Regions from separate parts of the Homo sapiens genome. Here region 2 is linked to region 1. A link is an interaction called in ENCODE POLR2A ChIA-PET data of the cell type or tissue named here. Cell type or tissue: Caco-2. All regions are shown on one strand. Region 1 overlaps GRB2 (growth factor receptor bound protein 2). Region 2 overlaps CD300E (CD300e molecule).

Region 1 (8,000 bases):
ATTACAGGTGTGAGCCACCATGCCCAGCCTACTAAATTATAGATCATTTCTAATCTTGAATGCTGAAATATTGACTTTTTTTTTTTTTTTTTAAGACAGAGTCTCCCCCTGTCACCAAGGCTGGAATGCAGAGGTGCCATCATAGCTCACTGCAACCTCTGCCTCCCAGGCTCAAACGATCCTCCCACCTCAGCCTATAGCTGGGACTACAGGCACGTGCTACCACACCCTGCTAATTTTTGTACTTTTAGTAGAGGTGAGTTTCACCATGTTGGCCAGGTTAGTCTCGAACTCCTGGCCTCAAAATATCTACCCACCTTGGCTAGGATTACAGGCTTGAGCCACCGTCCTGGGCAAGATTGGCACTCTTTTTTTTTTTGAGATGGAGTCTCGCTCTGTCCCTCAGGCTGGATGGAGTGCAGTGGTGGGATCTCAGCTCACTGCAAGCTCCGCCTCCTGGGTTCATGCCATTCTCCTACCTCAGCCTCCCGATTAGTTGGGACTACAGGCACCCGCCACCACACCCAGCTAATTTTTGTGTGTGTGTGTTTTTAGTTAGCCAGGATGGTCTCTATCCTCTGACCTCGTGATCTGCCCCTCTCAGCCTCCCAAAGTGCTGGGGTTACAGGCGTGAGCCACCGCGCCTGGCCAAGATCGGCATTCTTAACCCCATTTTATGGGTGCAGAAACAGGCTCAAAGCTTAAGAAACTTGCTCAGATTCACACATCTAGCAAGTGACAGAGGTGAAGTTTGATCTTAGGTCTTGCTGTGGTGTACTGGGTGTACCCATCACAATACATGGATACCCCTCTTAACTGTCCAGGTATGAGTAGACCAGAAATGTTAGGGTATCAGTAGTCTTGCTTTGTTCAGCTGCCTGGCATTGCTTCCATGAGTGATTTATTGGACTTCCTGTCTAGAGTAAGTTTGTCATTTTGTATGTCAGATTACCAAAGATAACAAAGATTGACCCCATCCTTTGCTGGCTACAGTGTGAAGAAATGGTTACCACTTTCCCATGTCTCTGGAGATTTTTACCAATATTGTCTTTCTCACTGGTGGCTTGGTAATAGGTATCAGAACATAAAATGATCCAGCAAGTAACATTTTAAGAATTTGTTCTAAGGCCAAGCGCAGTGGCTCATGCCTATAATCCCAGCACTTTGGGAGGCCAAAGCGGGTAGATCACTTGAGGTCAGAGTTTGCGACCAGCCCGGCCAACATGGTGAAATCCCGTTTCTACTAAAAATACACAAATTAGCTGGGCGTGGTGGTGTGTGCCTCTAGTCCCAGCTACTCAGGAGGCTGAGGCATGAGAATCGCTTGAACTCGGGAGGCAGAGGTTGCAGTGAGCCGAGATCATGCCACTGCACTCCAGCCTGGGCGACAGAGTGAGACTCCGTCTCCAAAAAAAAAAAGAATTTATTCTAAGAAACTCATAAACAAGTTTTTTAAAGATGTAGACATAAGGATGTTTATTTCAATTATGTATATACCACCTAGAAAAATTTTTTTCTGCCAATACTGTCAATTGTAAGATGCATTTTAGAGATGTTAAAACACATAAAAGTGGCATGCACCTTCCAGTTCATGAAATTGCCATACAAGCCAAAAAGCAAAACCAATTAGTGGGGTTTACAGAGGTAGATTATGGCACCTATTAAGTGGCAATGAAGGTGTTAACGTTGATCTGTATCAACACAGAATAATGCCTACACTTGCACAGAGAAACGTTTAAATGGATCCTGTTTTAATAAGTAATAATATAACTAACATATTAAATACTTAGCATGCCTTTGCTCTAAGCTAAGTATTCAACTTCCCTTCTCTTTTAATCTCACGCAAATCTTGTAAAGGCAGATGCTGTTATCCCCATTTTACTGACAAAAAATCTGAGGCTTAATTTGCCCAAATTCACAAGTTAGGATTCAGATCCAATCTGGTTTAGTCCTGATTTTATGTTCTTTTGTTCTTTTCCCTTTTTTTATTTTTATTTTTTATTTTCGAGATGGAGTTTCACTCTTGTTGCTCAGGCTGGAGTGCAATGGCACAATCTCAGCTCACTGCAACCTCCACTTCCGTGGTTCAAGTGATTCTCCTGCCTCAGCCTCCTGAGTAGCTGGGATTACAAGCATCTACCACCATGCCCAGCTAATTTTTGTATTTTTAGTAGAGACAGTGTTTCACCATGTTGGCCGGGCTGGTCTCAAAATCCTGAACGCAGGTAATATGCCTGCCTCAGCCTCCCAAAGTGTTGGGATTATAGAAGTGAGCCACCACGGTCAGCCTTATTTTCATTTTTGAAACAGGGTCTTGCTCTGTCACCCAGGCTGGGATGCGGTGGCATGATCTTGACTCATTGCAACCTTGACCTCTCAGTCTCAAGGAATCCTCCTACTTCAGCCTCCTGAATAGGTGGGACTACAGCTGTGCACTACCACACCTGGATAATTTAAGGGTTTTTTTGTTTGTTTGTTTGTTTGCTTTTTTTTTTTTTTTTTTTTTTTTTTTTTGGTAGAGCCAGGAGGTCTCACTGTTGCCCACGCTGGTCTCGAACTCCTGGGCTCAAGCGATCCGCCTGCCTCCCAAAGTGCTGGGATTACCGACATGAGCTACCGCGCCCGGCCTCTGTAAATAAAGCCTTTCTATACACAAATGAGGTCAAACTAGAGAGAGAGGCCATTTAGGAAAAATTGCTGTCTTTTCCTCTTTTTTTATCATATACATAGATCTCTTTCTGAATGGTCTCCCAAGGAGTAATTGTTGTCTCCAAGTAACTGAATTTCAGGTGACTTTTACTCTTCATACTCTTGAATTAGTTACCATATGTATCAGTTTTATTATTTATTTTATTTTATGTTATGTTATGTTATTTTGAGACAAGAGTCTCTGTTGCCCAGGCTGGAGTACAGTGGTGTGATCTCACCTCACTGCAACCTCCACCTCCCGGGTTCAAGCGATTCTCCTGCCTTAGCCTCTTGAGTAGCTGGGATTATAGGCATGTGCCACCACGCCCGGCTTATTTTTTGTATTTTTAGTAGAGACAGGGTTTCACCATGTCGGCCAGGCTGGTCTCAAACTCCCGACCTCAGGCGATCCACCCGCCTTGGCCTCCCAAAGTGCTGGGATTACAGGGGTGAGCCACCATGCCCAGCTATCAGTTTTATTAAAAGAAAAAAGTTACATTCAGATAGTAAGCAGTTTACATTCTGCATCTAGTTTACCTTGAAGGATATTCTAGGAAGGTGAAGTGCTCTGCTGAGGAGTGGTTTTGTTTCTTAAGCGTTGAGATTTAACCTGATTTTAAATCTTAGGCTGAAGTTCACTGTGACTGTGCTCAGGATCATAAAACTTTGAGACATTTGAAAAACTGACCCAAAATGACTTTTTGAGGAAAACCTTCGTCCTTTTGGCAGCTACTCCCTTAATTTTACCTCCTTCTGGATGTGGAATGAGAGACATCTGAAGTATTGTAAAGAATACTGGCTCTAGGCGAGACCTGCCTGCTTGGAATCCTAGCTCTGTCACAGACAGATCGGGCATTGCGATCTTGGGCAATTTACGGGATGGCTTTGTGTTTTGGTTCTGACATCTGTAAAATGGGAACAATAGTTTCCTACCTTCCTGGGGTCATAGTGAAGACTAAAAGAGCCAATATGTTGGTGTTTTTTGTTGTTGTTGTTTTCTTTTTGGGAAGGAGTCTCGCTCTGTCACCCAGGCTGTAGTGCAGTGTAGTGTAGTGGTGCTGTCTTGGCTGACTGCAACCTCTGCCTCCTGGGTTCAAGCGAATCTTCTGCCTCAGCCTCTTGAGTAGCTGGGACTACAGGAGCGTGCCACCACACCCAGCTAATTTTTGTATTTTTAGTAGAGACGGGCTTTCACCATATTGGCCGGGCTGGTCTCGAACTCCTGACCTTGTGATCCGCCTGCCTCAGCCTCCCAAAATGCTGGGATTACAGGCGTGAGCCACCCGCCCAGCCTATGTTGGTGTTTTTAAAGCAGTAACTAGCATAAAGTAGACAGTAATTGCTAGCTTTTAGTTTTATTAATGCTATTCAGTACACAGCATTGATAAGAGGTGATTAGTCCAGATCCCGGGTTCAGGAAACTATTGAGTCACATGACTCTACGCATAAAAGTGGCCAAAGGTTATCTGCTGTTACCTCAGACTCAGAACTGTTCCAGCCCTGTCCCAGAGCTCAGCTGAAAGCACAGTATTGATGGAGAGTTTTTCTCCATTCTTACACATCTATAGCAAATAGATGGATACCTATGCTGTGTCCTACTGGGGGCCTCTTTTGTAAGTTTCTGTAGTTTACCGAAGCTTTGGGATTGTGCAATTGGCTAACAGTAAGGAATGTTTGAAAAAACAGCCTTGGGAAAAACTCATAGTATTTACTTTAAGGATATTAAGGTCGATTTCAGTATCTCTAACTGCCCTCAGTGAGAAGCCATGGGTAAACATTCTCTCTAGTCTCAATAATGAGAATAGGCGTGTTTTTCCCAAACAACTTTTAAAAATCTTAAGGATGCCGGCTGGGCGCAGTGGCTCACGCCTGTAATCCCAGCACTTTGGGAGGCCGAGGCAGGCGGATCACGAGGTCAGGAGATCGAGACCATCCTGGCTAACATGGTGATAACCCCGTCTCTACTAAAAATACAAAAAATTAGCTGGGCGTGGTGGCAGGCGCCTGTAGTCCCAGCTACTCAGGAGGCTGAGGCAGGAGAATGGCGTGAACCCGGAAGGCTGAGCTTGCAGTGATCCCAGATAGTGCCACCGCACTCTAGCCTGGGCAACAGCACAAGACTCCGTCTAAAATAAATAAATAAATAAATAAAAATCTTAGGATGCCATAGATAATGCTTAGTATTTCCTTCTTTACTAGAAAGTTTAGCCCACCTTGGTCTGGTTTCTAGCAGTAGTTCTTTTACTTTCTGTCCTAACATTTTTATCAAAAGAACTACATATTGAGTATCCCTAATCCAAAGATCTGAAATCTGAAACTTTTTTGAGCGCCAGCATGGCACTCAAAGGAAGTGCCTGTTGGAGCATTTTGGATTTTGAGATTTAGGGATGCTGAACCTATATAAATGCAAATATTCCAAAATCCAGAAACCTTGAAATGCCTCTGGTCGCTTATTCAGTTAAGGGATATACAACCTGTATTAATTATTAGCAGTAACATAGTGAAAGTTTTTTTCTTCGTTTTAACAGTGGCTTTTATTTTCAACTAATTTATTCTTTAGTTTAATAGTGGACTTTTTATTCCTTTTTTTTTGAGACAAGGTCTCGATACATTACCCAGGACTTTTTTTTTTTGGAGACGGAGTCTTGCTCTGTCATCAGGCTGGAGTACAGTGGCGCGATCTCGGCTCACCACAACCTCTGCCTCCCGAGTTCAAGTGATTTTTCTGCCTCAGCCTTCCAAATAGCTGGGACTACAGGCACGTGCCTCCACGCCCAGCTTATTTTTATATTTTTAGTAGAGACGAGGTTTCACCATGTTGGCCAGGGTGATCTCGATCTCTTGACCCTGTGATCCACCCGCCTCAGCCTCCCAAAGTGCTGGGATTACAGGAACCCAGGACTTTTAAAATCTAGGTTTAACAAAATGGCAAAAGCCCTTGGTAACATTTTTCTTTTGAAAAATGCAAGAGCTTTTAGTTTAGTTATAAAGTGAGAAAAAATGTATTTTGGACCCTGAAACTGTAGGATTCACTGAGAACAAGAAAGGGGTATGTGTTTTTGGGAAGTGTTGATCATTTCATGTCATTATTTCATATATCTTTATTTTCTTTTTTTTTTTCTTTTTTTTTTTTTTGAGACGGAGTCTTGCACCATCACCCAGGCTGGAGTGCAGTGGCGTGATCTCAGCTCATTGCAACCTCTGCCTCCCGGGTTCAAGCAATTCTCCTGCCTCAGCCTCCTGAGTAGCTGGGATTACAGGTGCCCGCCACCATGCCTGGCTAATTTTTTTTTTATTTTTAGTAGAGACGAGGGTTTCACTATGTTGGCCAGGCTGGTCTCGAACTCCTGACCTCATGATCTGCCCGCCTCAGCCTCTCAAAGTGCTGGGATGAGCCACTGTACCCAGCCGTATCTTTATTTTCATACATAACTATGAAAAGGAGTTTGAAAAGGAATGCTGGGGAAAAAGAATAGATTATTTTATTAGCAGTATTTCCACTTCACTGTAACATTTAAATTACTTTAGCTTACATTAATAGATAGGAAAGTCAATAAGTCCCTCTATTCCAGTATTTTTACTATTTCAGATCTCTCTTAAGCATTGTCATTATGTATACATTTTTATAATCCTGTAATTGTAGTGAATTTAAAATGTTACCATTTTCCATATTAGTTTTACTAATTATTTTCAGTGGTTGTATAACATATCAAGTTAATGTTCTGTAATTGACTTAATTATTTCCCTATTGCTGTATATTTCACTTGTTTCTGTTAATAATTTAGTTCGTAATCTCAAGGGAGGTTTTGATATATGTATTGTCCTATTGTCTGAATGGCTGAACAAATGGTTACCTACTTAAGATGACCTTAAGTGAGAATGGCCCATAATCCCTAACCAGAATACATAATAATAGCACAGCTAATGTTTGCTTCATTCTCTAGTCTCCTTTAACAATAGAACATTATTTCAAAGTTTGACAGTGTTTTATAGGACTATGTTAACCAGATTTCTGAGATGATTAAACATCCTTCCCTCAGCATGTAAGATGCTTGACACAGTTTTTCCGCCGCACATTTTATTTTGTGCTATTTTTTAAGTGGTTAATTTCCTTTTTTTATAGCTTTGTCAGGTTAAATTAATAAGTGATTATGATAGAGAAATATGGCATGTATTCATAATTTAATTTGTCTTTGAGCTAAATGAATATTTTCTAGAGGAAGACCATCCATCTTAACTCATGCTTGGAACAAGATGGGAAGACAGACAAACCAGTCTTTGTTTAGTTTATGCTGCAAATGTTTAGCTTTAAGCCAGGAGGCTCTGCTGAGAGCTTTTGAGAAACAAGTATTGTAACTTAATGAAACATCCTTACTCACATATACTGCAATATAAAGAAAAAAGAAGAGTGTGATGTTGGGTAACAGTTGGTTTTCTCTGGATGTAGGGATTATGGAGAACTTTAACTTTCTATATGGTGCATTTCTATAATAGTTTTTTTTTTTTTTTACTACAAGCTATTAGTTTTGTAATCAGAAAAAGCAGTAAAAAACAAAAACACTACAGTAGTTTTCCAGATGTCAGTTTGCAGGTCAACAAATATTTTAGGGCCGTCTTGCTGTCTAATAAGGAAAGAAAAAATCACTGTGCACAGCTTCATGGAGCAAATTTGTTTCCTATTAAAACTCTTCTTGGTGTAGGCAGTACATCATCTTCCACCTGTATAAGGCTATTACATAGAAATTTTGTAGAATCTAATAAGATAAACTAGAAACATGACATGTTCAGCTGTTTTCTCTACGAATAAACAAATTGGCGCTAAAACTGGTCTTGCTATCTAGATTTCTAGTTATATCTCAGTTATCTTTTCCCCACATGGGATGTGAAAGTAATGTTATATGCTTTCTTATGTACGTACTTTTGACTTAGGTCAGTCTCCACACTGCATTAAAATTACTAATGAGACAAATTGCAGTTTTCCAGAGGTTCATGTTTCCATTTCTCCTTCCTTGGCTTTCCTGCATTTTTAGCTCCAGTCAAAATTCTATTTATTATGTATCAACTTTTATAAAATGCTTGGCTTTGAAAAGTATAATTAAAAGACAAAGATCTGAAATTAATAGTGGGTTTTTAGCTATCTATCATGCATTAAGAAATCAAGTGACCAGGTGTGGTGGCCTGTAATCCTAGCACTTTGGGAGGCTGAAGTGGGAGGACCACTTGAGCTCAGGAGTTCAAGACCAGCCTGGGCAACATAGCAAGACCCTGTCTCTACTAAAAATAAAAAAAATTAACCAGGTGTGGTGGTGCAT
Region 2 (8,000 bases), 770 kb after region 1:
GGACGAGGTGGGATGACCAGCTCCTCTCTGCTCCTGCCTCCAGCTTTGGTCTCCAGGTGCTGGGGCCCCTGTGCTGTGACTTGGTGTCCCTGCTCTCACAGGGGACAGGTTTCTGCTCTCACAGGGACTCTTTGGCTTAGGTCCTAAGCTCAAGTATTCCTCCAGGTTCCCCTCCCAGGAAACACCCAGGTCTCCCTGGCAATCTTCCCCTTAAGCTTCAGACAGACGGCTGCTGATGGGGCCATCTGGATGGAGACTTGGGACTCGGGCTTGTGTTTTCCAGGCTGTTTGTCTCTGAAGGGCCCCGGCTCTGTGACTGGCACTGCGGGGGACTCTCTGACAGTGTGGTGTCAGTATGAGAGCATGTACAAGGGATATAACAAGTACTGGTGCCGAGGACAGTACGACACGTCATGTGAGAGCATTGTGGAGACCAAGGGAGAAGAGAAGGTGGAGAGGAATGGCCGCGTGTCCATCAGAGACCACCCGGAGGCTCTCGCCTTCACTGTGACCATGCAGAACCTCAATGAAGATGATGCTGGATCTTACTGGTGCAAAATTCAGACAGTGTGGGTCCTGGATTCATGGTCACGCGATCCCTCGGACCTGGTTAGGGTGTATGTTTCCCCAGGTAAGAGCTCCCCTCACTTTGGCAGCAGGGTTTGGGGTGCGACTGGACAAGGGAACAAGGGTGGGCGGCACACTGAAGTGTGCGTCCAAGTCTTGTCTTGTCCTCAGTCACAGTGGTGTTGGGAGGAGCCTATGGCATGGGCATGGAGAGAGGCGGCTGATCCTTCAGCCTTGGGTGGGCTGGGGGGTGCACAGCTCAGGCGCCATCACTCCCATAGGGCCTGGGCCTCACCCCATTATCCAGCGTGGAGGAGGCCCCTTCATGCTGAGCCAAAGCTGTTTCCACCGTGCCCTTTGGGAAGCCTGTACCAAAGAAGAAACACTCCTGTACATTTGCAGCCTCCTCACAGAACATCCCCCTACCATGTTGTTTTGAAATATGTCTTGCTTGGGAAGACCTTCCTGTTTAGTAGCTTCTTGAGTGGAAGCTACTCTTTCTCTTACTCCCCCTATGCTAGAGGGCCATGGAGCCGTGTCCCAATTCTTCCTGCCCACATCACAACTTCCGCCCTATGACTTTCCACCTGCTTCCTTTAAATGCTGTGCCAGATGGCCATGCCCACCCTCTACCTGTGCTTGACAAGGCCGACCATCAGCTTCCAGGCTGCTCCCCCTCATTCAACGGAGTCCTGCCAGTGCCTCCACTCCAACCTCTGCCATTATCTTGGCAGGCTTTAATGAATAACTTGGCAATCTTGCCTTGGGTTCCTTGACATTCTCAACCTTGGTGTCCTTTATTTTCTACTCTCTTCAGAATTGCACCCCATGGAAACACCTCAGAGCTTGTCATCACCCGACCTGGTCGCTGCCCAGAGTCTTAAACTCAGACATTCTATTTTCTGACAACTTTTCATCAATCAGCTCTCCCCCATCCTCATGCCATTGTCCCTATTCTCAACCTCACAGTGACCTTCTGTCTTCTGATCCCTCCATTTCCGCCAATTTATTGCCCCCATCACTCCCGTTCTGACCTCACTTCCTTCCTAGACCACTTTGAGCCCCTGCAATAGATCACATTTTCTTTTTTCTTTTATTGAGACATGGTCTCACTCTGTTGCCCAGGCTGGAGTGCCGTGGAGCGATCTCGGCTTACTGCAACCTCCGCCTCCTGGGCTCGTGATCCTCCCACCTCAGCCCCCTGAGTAGCTGGTACTTCAGGTGTGCACTACCATGCCTGGCTAATTTTGTATTTTTTAGTAGAGACAGCATCTTCCCGCGTTGCCCAGACAGGTCTCAAACTCCTGACCTCAAGTCATCCACCCGCTTTGGCCTCCCAAGGTGCTGGGACTATAGGAGTGAGACACCATGCCCAGCCTGACATTTTCTTCTCTTAGCAGCACTCATAACTCCCATATTCCATTTCCTTATCTACCTGACAAAACCCTCATCCCTGGATCAATCCTAAAATAAAGGTCACTAATCATCCCAGTTTGCCCAGGACTAAGGGGTTTCCCAAATGTGGGATTTTCAGTGCTAAGGCTAGAAAAGTCCTGGGAAAGTTGGTCGCCCTGTCTAAAATCCACCTGCTCTAGCGCTGCTGGGGAAAAAAAGTGAGAAAATGGTGCCTGTGGCTGCCAGTAGAAGTTAAGAGTTTCCAACATTACTCTCCCATACATCTACCTTCCTGAGAACACACAGGACATCAGTTTCTTTCCTTCTCCACTTGCAAACTTTCATGCAATCTACACTCATTCTTCCCCTTTCCCTTTCGGGTTGAGGACAGGCTTCCCCATCCTGCCCAAGGGTGATCCTCCTGGGGCTGGCTCCTTGTCCTGTGGTTTTCTGCCTCCCCATCCCTCTTGAACCAAATTCCCCTGCCCCCTGCCCCTTAGCTATCCACACCATCTCCTGTCCTCAGACTCACACTCTATCATGTCTCTCACTTCCCAAAAGCATCCCATGGTCCGGCATTCGCCTCTGCTAGGTGCCGCCCATGTTTTCCTCACTGCTGGCCTGGGGGTGGATTAGGCTTCTCCCCTGTGCTCCCATTGCACCTGCTGGGGCTCCTTCCCAGGGCTGCTTCCAGCGGAAGTGAGTCCGTCTGTTTATGTGTCTCTGCCCCTCCAACGGGGTGGGGCTCATGCCACGTCCATCAACGAATCTCCAGCAACAGAGAGGTTGAACGCGGCTTATCGGATCACACTGAGCCTGTGTCGGGCACCGGTGAAGGGCTGAGCCTCCAGGACAACTGCTTTAGGGAGATCATGAGCTGGGAGTCCAGTGGCAATGAGGGAGTAGACTATGTCAATAGTCTGGTGGTCACCTGAAGTCCTTAGGAGGAGCCGAGTGTCAACCTATCCCCTCCCTAGGGGTGGCCTACAGTGGCCTTTCCACATGGGCCGGGCGCGGTGGCTCACGCCTGTAATCCCAGCACTTTGGGAGGCCAAGGAGGGCAGATCACCTGAGGCCAGGAGTTCGAGACCAGCCTGATCAACATGGAGAAACCCCATCTCAACTAAAAATACAAAATTAGCCAAACGTGGTGGCATATGCCTGTAATCCCAGCTACTTGGGTGGCTGAGGCAGGAGAATCGCTTGAACCCGGGAGGTGGAGGTTGTGGTGAGCTGAGATTGTGCCATTGCACTCCAACCAACCTGGGCAACAAGAGTGAAACTCCATCTCAAAAAAAAAAAAAAAAAAAAGAGTGTCCACATGAAGGGTGCTCAGAGCCCCCTCTCATGGTCTCTACGAGGCTTCTTGGGCCACAGGCTGAGCCATCTTCCTTTAGACTCCTCCTTCCCCTCCTCCTCCTGGAACTCCACATCTGGCTGCGGAAGCCCAGAGAGACCCCTGCCCTCACCCCAGGCAGAGTGGGATGAGGGCAGAGTGGGCAGAGTGGTAAGAGTCTTTCTCTGAGATGCAGAGAAAGACCTGGCACTTATTGGAGGGGACTCTCATGGCTGGTTCTGGTAAGGGCTCTTTTTGTCCCTGAGGGGTTTCACCCAGGAGGTGCCCTGGATCTGGCTTCAGAAGATCTTTCCAGCCTCTTCTGTGAGTGGGTGATTCTGTATGACATCCATACGGGTGTTCTGTGCATGGCTGGGAGCCCAGGCACGGCTGATGCATCATTTTCATCTCCAACAGCAATTACAACCCCAAGGAGGACCACACATCCAGCCACACCTCCCATCTTCCTGGTGGTGAACCCTGGGCGAAACCTCAGCACCGGGGAGGTGTTGACCCAAAATTCAGGGTAAGCACGCAGGGCCTGGAGGCCATGGAGGGAGCAACCCTGGGGTGGAAGCTGGGGGGTGGGGGTGGCGCACCGTGACCTGAGATCGTCACTGTCTGCTGTTTCTCTCCATCTCTGGTCCTGATTCTCATACTCTCTGAGGCTGCATGTGGATGCTGAGTGGGAAATATCACTTGTGCTGTGAACGCCTTTCCCTATGGGGCAGCTACTGGGACTCAGGTCGAAGGTTGAGTTCAGGTGGACGTGCAGCCCCTCCTCCCTTCCCCACTCCTTCCTGTCTCCTTCCCCATCCAGCTCCGGACTTGGGGTCCCAGTTCTGTGGCCCTTTTCAAAGGTCTTTGCTCAGCTGGGGATTTTGCCACCAGGAGCTGTCTGTGGGGTCTGTGGGGAGATGGGCCAGCTCCAGGCTGGGGTTTGAATCAGTTCTCTCTCCTCTCCCAAAGATATCCAGAAAGGGCTGTGATATTGCTGCTAGACCCTGAGGGGAGGGAACAAGGAGCTGGAGTGGAACAGTGAGAGTGGTGGCCGGGTGTGGTGGCTCACGCCTGCAATCCCAACAGTTTGGGAGGCCGAGGCGGTGGATCACTTGAGTCCAGGAGATTGAGACCAGCCTGGGCAACATGGTGAAACCCTGTCTCTACTACGAAATACAAAATTAGCCAGGTGTGGTGGTGCGCCTGTAGTCCCAGCTACTCAGGAGGCTGAGGTGGGAGAATCACTTGAGCCCAGGAAGTCAAGGCTGCAGTGAGCCATGATTGCACCACTGCACTCCAGCCTGGGTGACAGAGTGAGACTCTGTCTCAGAAAATAAAAAAAGCGAGAGTGGGGACTGGTTTTAAGAAGTCAGTTGATAAAGTGGAGGCTGTGAGTGGGACAGGGACAGAGAGGGTGCTGTGGAGCGCACTCCTGGAAGTGGGTCCCTCTTCTGTCTTCACTCCATCACCTCTCCTTGATGAGACCCCCCGGGCAGTCCTTGATGGAGGGAGAAGGAGGGATGGGGGCCACAGAAGGGGCTGCCCTGGCATAGGTCCTTTCCCTGGCTGCTCCTGGGTTATTTGGGCTCCAGAGTCAGAGCATGGGGAGAGGTGGGGAGAGAAGGGTCCTGGGGGTTCTCCCGGGGAAGTGACTCATTTTCACCGTGTCCACCACAGGTTCCGGCTCAGCAGCCCTCACTTCCTGCTCGTGGTCCTTCTGAAGCTGCCCCTGCTCCTGAGCATGCTGGGTGCTGTCTTCTGGGTGAACAGGCCTCAGTGGGCTCCTCCTGGAAGATAGAGCCAGGCTGACCCGAAGCCCTGCAGAGCCCCATCCCCAGGAGTGCCCCGTGCAGGGAGTCAACCTTTCAGACTGGATGCGAGAGACCTGTGGACTCTGGAGGGATTTATTGTTCCTGTGCCTCAAAGGAGGGTCCTGGCTCTTAGAGGACACTCCTCTGGAGTCCTCAATGTGCAGCTTGGGGGTCCTCCTTTCTCCTCCCCAGTCCCCTGCCTCCCTGCCCTCATGCCCACTTCCCAAGGGCAAGAATTCCCTGGAAGTTGGCCGGGCACCATAGCGAGTGCCTATAATCCCAGCTCAGGAGGCTGAGGCAGGAGGATCGGCTGAACGTAAGAGTTCCAGGCCAGCCTGGGCAACATAGAGAGCCCTGTCTCAGAGAGAGAGAGAGAGAGAGAGAGAGAGAGACAGAGAGAGAGAGAGAGAGAGAGCGAGAGAGAGAGAGAGAGAGAGAAAAGGACGGAGGAAGGGAGGGAAAAAATTTTCTGGAGGAGCCTGGCCCTTCATTCTTCTTGGCACAAATGCTTCTCAGGCCAGTTTCCCCCAGGGCAATAACTACCTCCTTCCTGCAGACAGGAGTCTCCCTGAGGACACACCCCTCACAGCCCCAGCCTTTAGGCTCACAGAGCTCCATCTCTTCTCTGGGACAACCCCAAGGGAGCTTGGTCCCGGCAGAGCTTGCTCATGCAGTTGCCCAGTGTCCCACATGCTCAGGGCTCCTCTCGTCTTCTGACGCCCCTTGGGTCTCCCTGGCTTTAAGGCCCCTTCTCTCCCTGTAACCAGGCAGTGTGTGGCTGGGCTCAGAACATCTCTGCCTGGGTGGGCCGTGGATGAGCTGCTCCAGGTTAAAGTTCTGGGGCGAGTTGAAACAGTAAAGGGAGAAGGAGCTGGTGGGTGCCCCTGATATCACTCCTGGAATTCCCCCACCTGGAGGTGTCCAATGCACAAGGTCAACAGAGTCAGTTCTGTCCACTTTAGAAGTCTGGCTGAGACCACCTGTTAGCAATTAACCTTTTCCACAGGCAGAGCAGATATCGTTTTTCAAAGACAGGATGGAGGGCACAGAGGTGAAGGATACTTGTCCACACTTGAAGTGCACAGTGCTATCACCACTACTGGTGACCCCTGGCTCGGGAATGAGCTCAGTTGGTTTTCTGAATGTTTGTCAATTACTCTGTTTCCCTAAAGTTTGTGGGGAGGACTCCCACAGTCTGCCACAAGCAAGCATCACCATCTCCACTTGCTACCTACATCTGGACCAGTGCTCCCCCTCTGCCCCCAGGCCTGAGCTCATCCTGAGCTAGTGATGCCAGTGTCCAGAGCACATGGAGTGACCCTCTGAGTGCCGAGTGCTTAGGCAGAGCTGCCGTGCTCTGAACTTGAGCTCTGGTGGGGCTCCCAGCTCCATCATGCATGGTGACTAGGGGAAAGATGGGGCTGGCCCAGGACTCATGCTGAAAGAGAAATTCAATCTAACAAGGCCCATATTAATTATATTAACCCGGGAAATATGATGATGAGCAAGAAAGGAGCTTATGATTCATTTTATGAGAAGGATAAGCTCCCAAGTCATTACAGCATAGGAAGAACTCTAGAGCCACAAGAGATGCTTCCTGATGTCAGGGGGTTGGTGAGGAGAATATCATGCCAAGCTGGCCAGGTCAGGGAAAGAAGGTGACATTCATGTTGATGTTGAAGGAGGTATAGGATTTCAGCGGAGCAGGGATGGAGCAACAGGGAGAGAGAGAGGACAGAGAAACAGCATAAGTGAAAGCAGAGAGGCGGGAAATAATCTTCATAACAATAGTCACTTATAGAAGACCTATCAGCAAATGGACTGTACTGTTCACATACAGATGCTCATGGTAGGATGTGTCTAAGATTCCAATGGAGTGAAATTTTCCTGTGGCAGGCCAGATGGAACTAATCTAGAAGAACTCAGGTGGTGGCAGGTTCAGGAGGCTTAGGACTCAACTCTTACTTAAACTTTGATTAGCTATGGTGGGATGGATTTGAGCAGAACAAGATGGGATTGCAGATGTGCTTTAGGAGGACTTGCCTAGCAGATGTAGCAAAGTCTGAAAGGAAGAATCTGGGAGTCCGGAGTCTTAAGCCTGGAAAACCAGAGGAATCGGGCATCATTGACAGAAGTAGGAAAGTCAAGAGCAGGCTTGGATGATGCAGAGCTTAGTTTTCTGTGTGTTTGGAATCATCAGGCAGAGAGGTCTAGCAGATAGCTAGAGATGTGGGTTAGCAGAGTGTTGAGGGCTGGAGAGGAATGTGTGTAGAGAGATTAACTGGAACCCAGCAAGAAGTGAAAACATGGAGGGAAGAGTTCAGAACCAAGGACAGAGCCCTCGGGGCACCTGCATTTAAAGACAAAGGGTAGGAGGAAGACATTGATCAAGGTGCTGGAGCAGAATCAAACAGGTGGAAGATGAGAAGTCAAGAGCCATGAATGTTTCAAGGAGGAGAGCAGAGCTAGAGAGGTGGAGGAGGACCGGGATTGAGAGGAGGCTATTGAACTTATCATTCACAAGGTCACTAATGAAGTTCAGAAGAGCAGATCAACAGAGCAATGACAGCAGAAGCCAGAAGAGAAGAGTTAAGAAAGAGTAGACAGATGGCAGACAGCAGGTGCAGGAGAAACAAACAGTGGCTTCTCCATGCTTTGAATTTTCCCTTCTCCCTTACTCCCTTTTTTTCCCCTATTCTTCCTTTCTTTTTTCCCTTTATTTACTCATTCATTCAATAAACTTTTATTGTGTGTCTATGGTGCATTGTTCTGGGCATTACAGATAAGGACTTAAACTATGCAGAGTCCCTACTCCTTTAGAAGGGAAGTCTAAGATGTAGACTAACAATAGCGATGCGGTGTGTTAGAATTTGTGTCAGGGTTCTGCACAG

Evidence for each region. Peaks named below come from ENCODE experiments on the same cell type or tissue, not always from the same donor. Only the 100,000 strongest peaks of a DNase experiment are listed, where the experiment ranks them.
Region 2: POLR2A ChIA-PET joins it to region 1 with 5 read pairs; 2 of 35 experiments call an interaction of 5 or more read pairs at or near these places.

The regions. Positions count from the first base shown.
Region 1 is chr17:75,379,544-75,387,543 of GRCh38, reverse strand. All of the region lies in intron 2 of GRB2 (growth factor receptor bound protein 2), which reads left to right. Among named protein-coding and RNA genes, the nearest start is that of GRB2, 22 kb to the left of the region's middle. RefSeq lists a silencer at 2,609-2,809 and an enhancer at 6,309-7,155. In Caco-2, no CTCF peak of the experiment used is centred here; a DNase peak (open chromatin) is centred at 4,193.
Region 2 is chr17:74,609,749-74,617,748 of GRCh38, reverse strand. CD300E (CD300e molecule) reads left to right here. Exons shown (of 4, transcript NM_181449.3): 2 at 284-631; 3 at 3,716-3,824; 4 at 4,976-7,864. The coding sequence ends at 5,096. The region is part of intron 3 of LOC101928343 (a long non-coding RNA gene); the gene reads right to left. Among named protein-coding and RNA genes, the nearest start is that of CD300E, 10 kb to the left of the region's middle. In Caco-2, no CTCF peak of the experiment used is centred here; no DNase peak of the experiment used is centred here.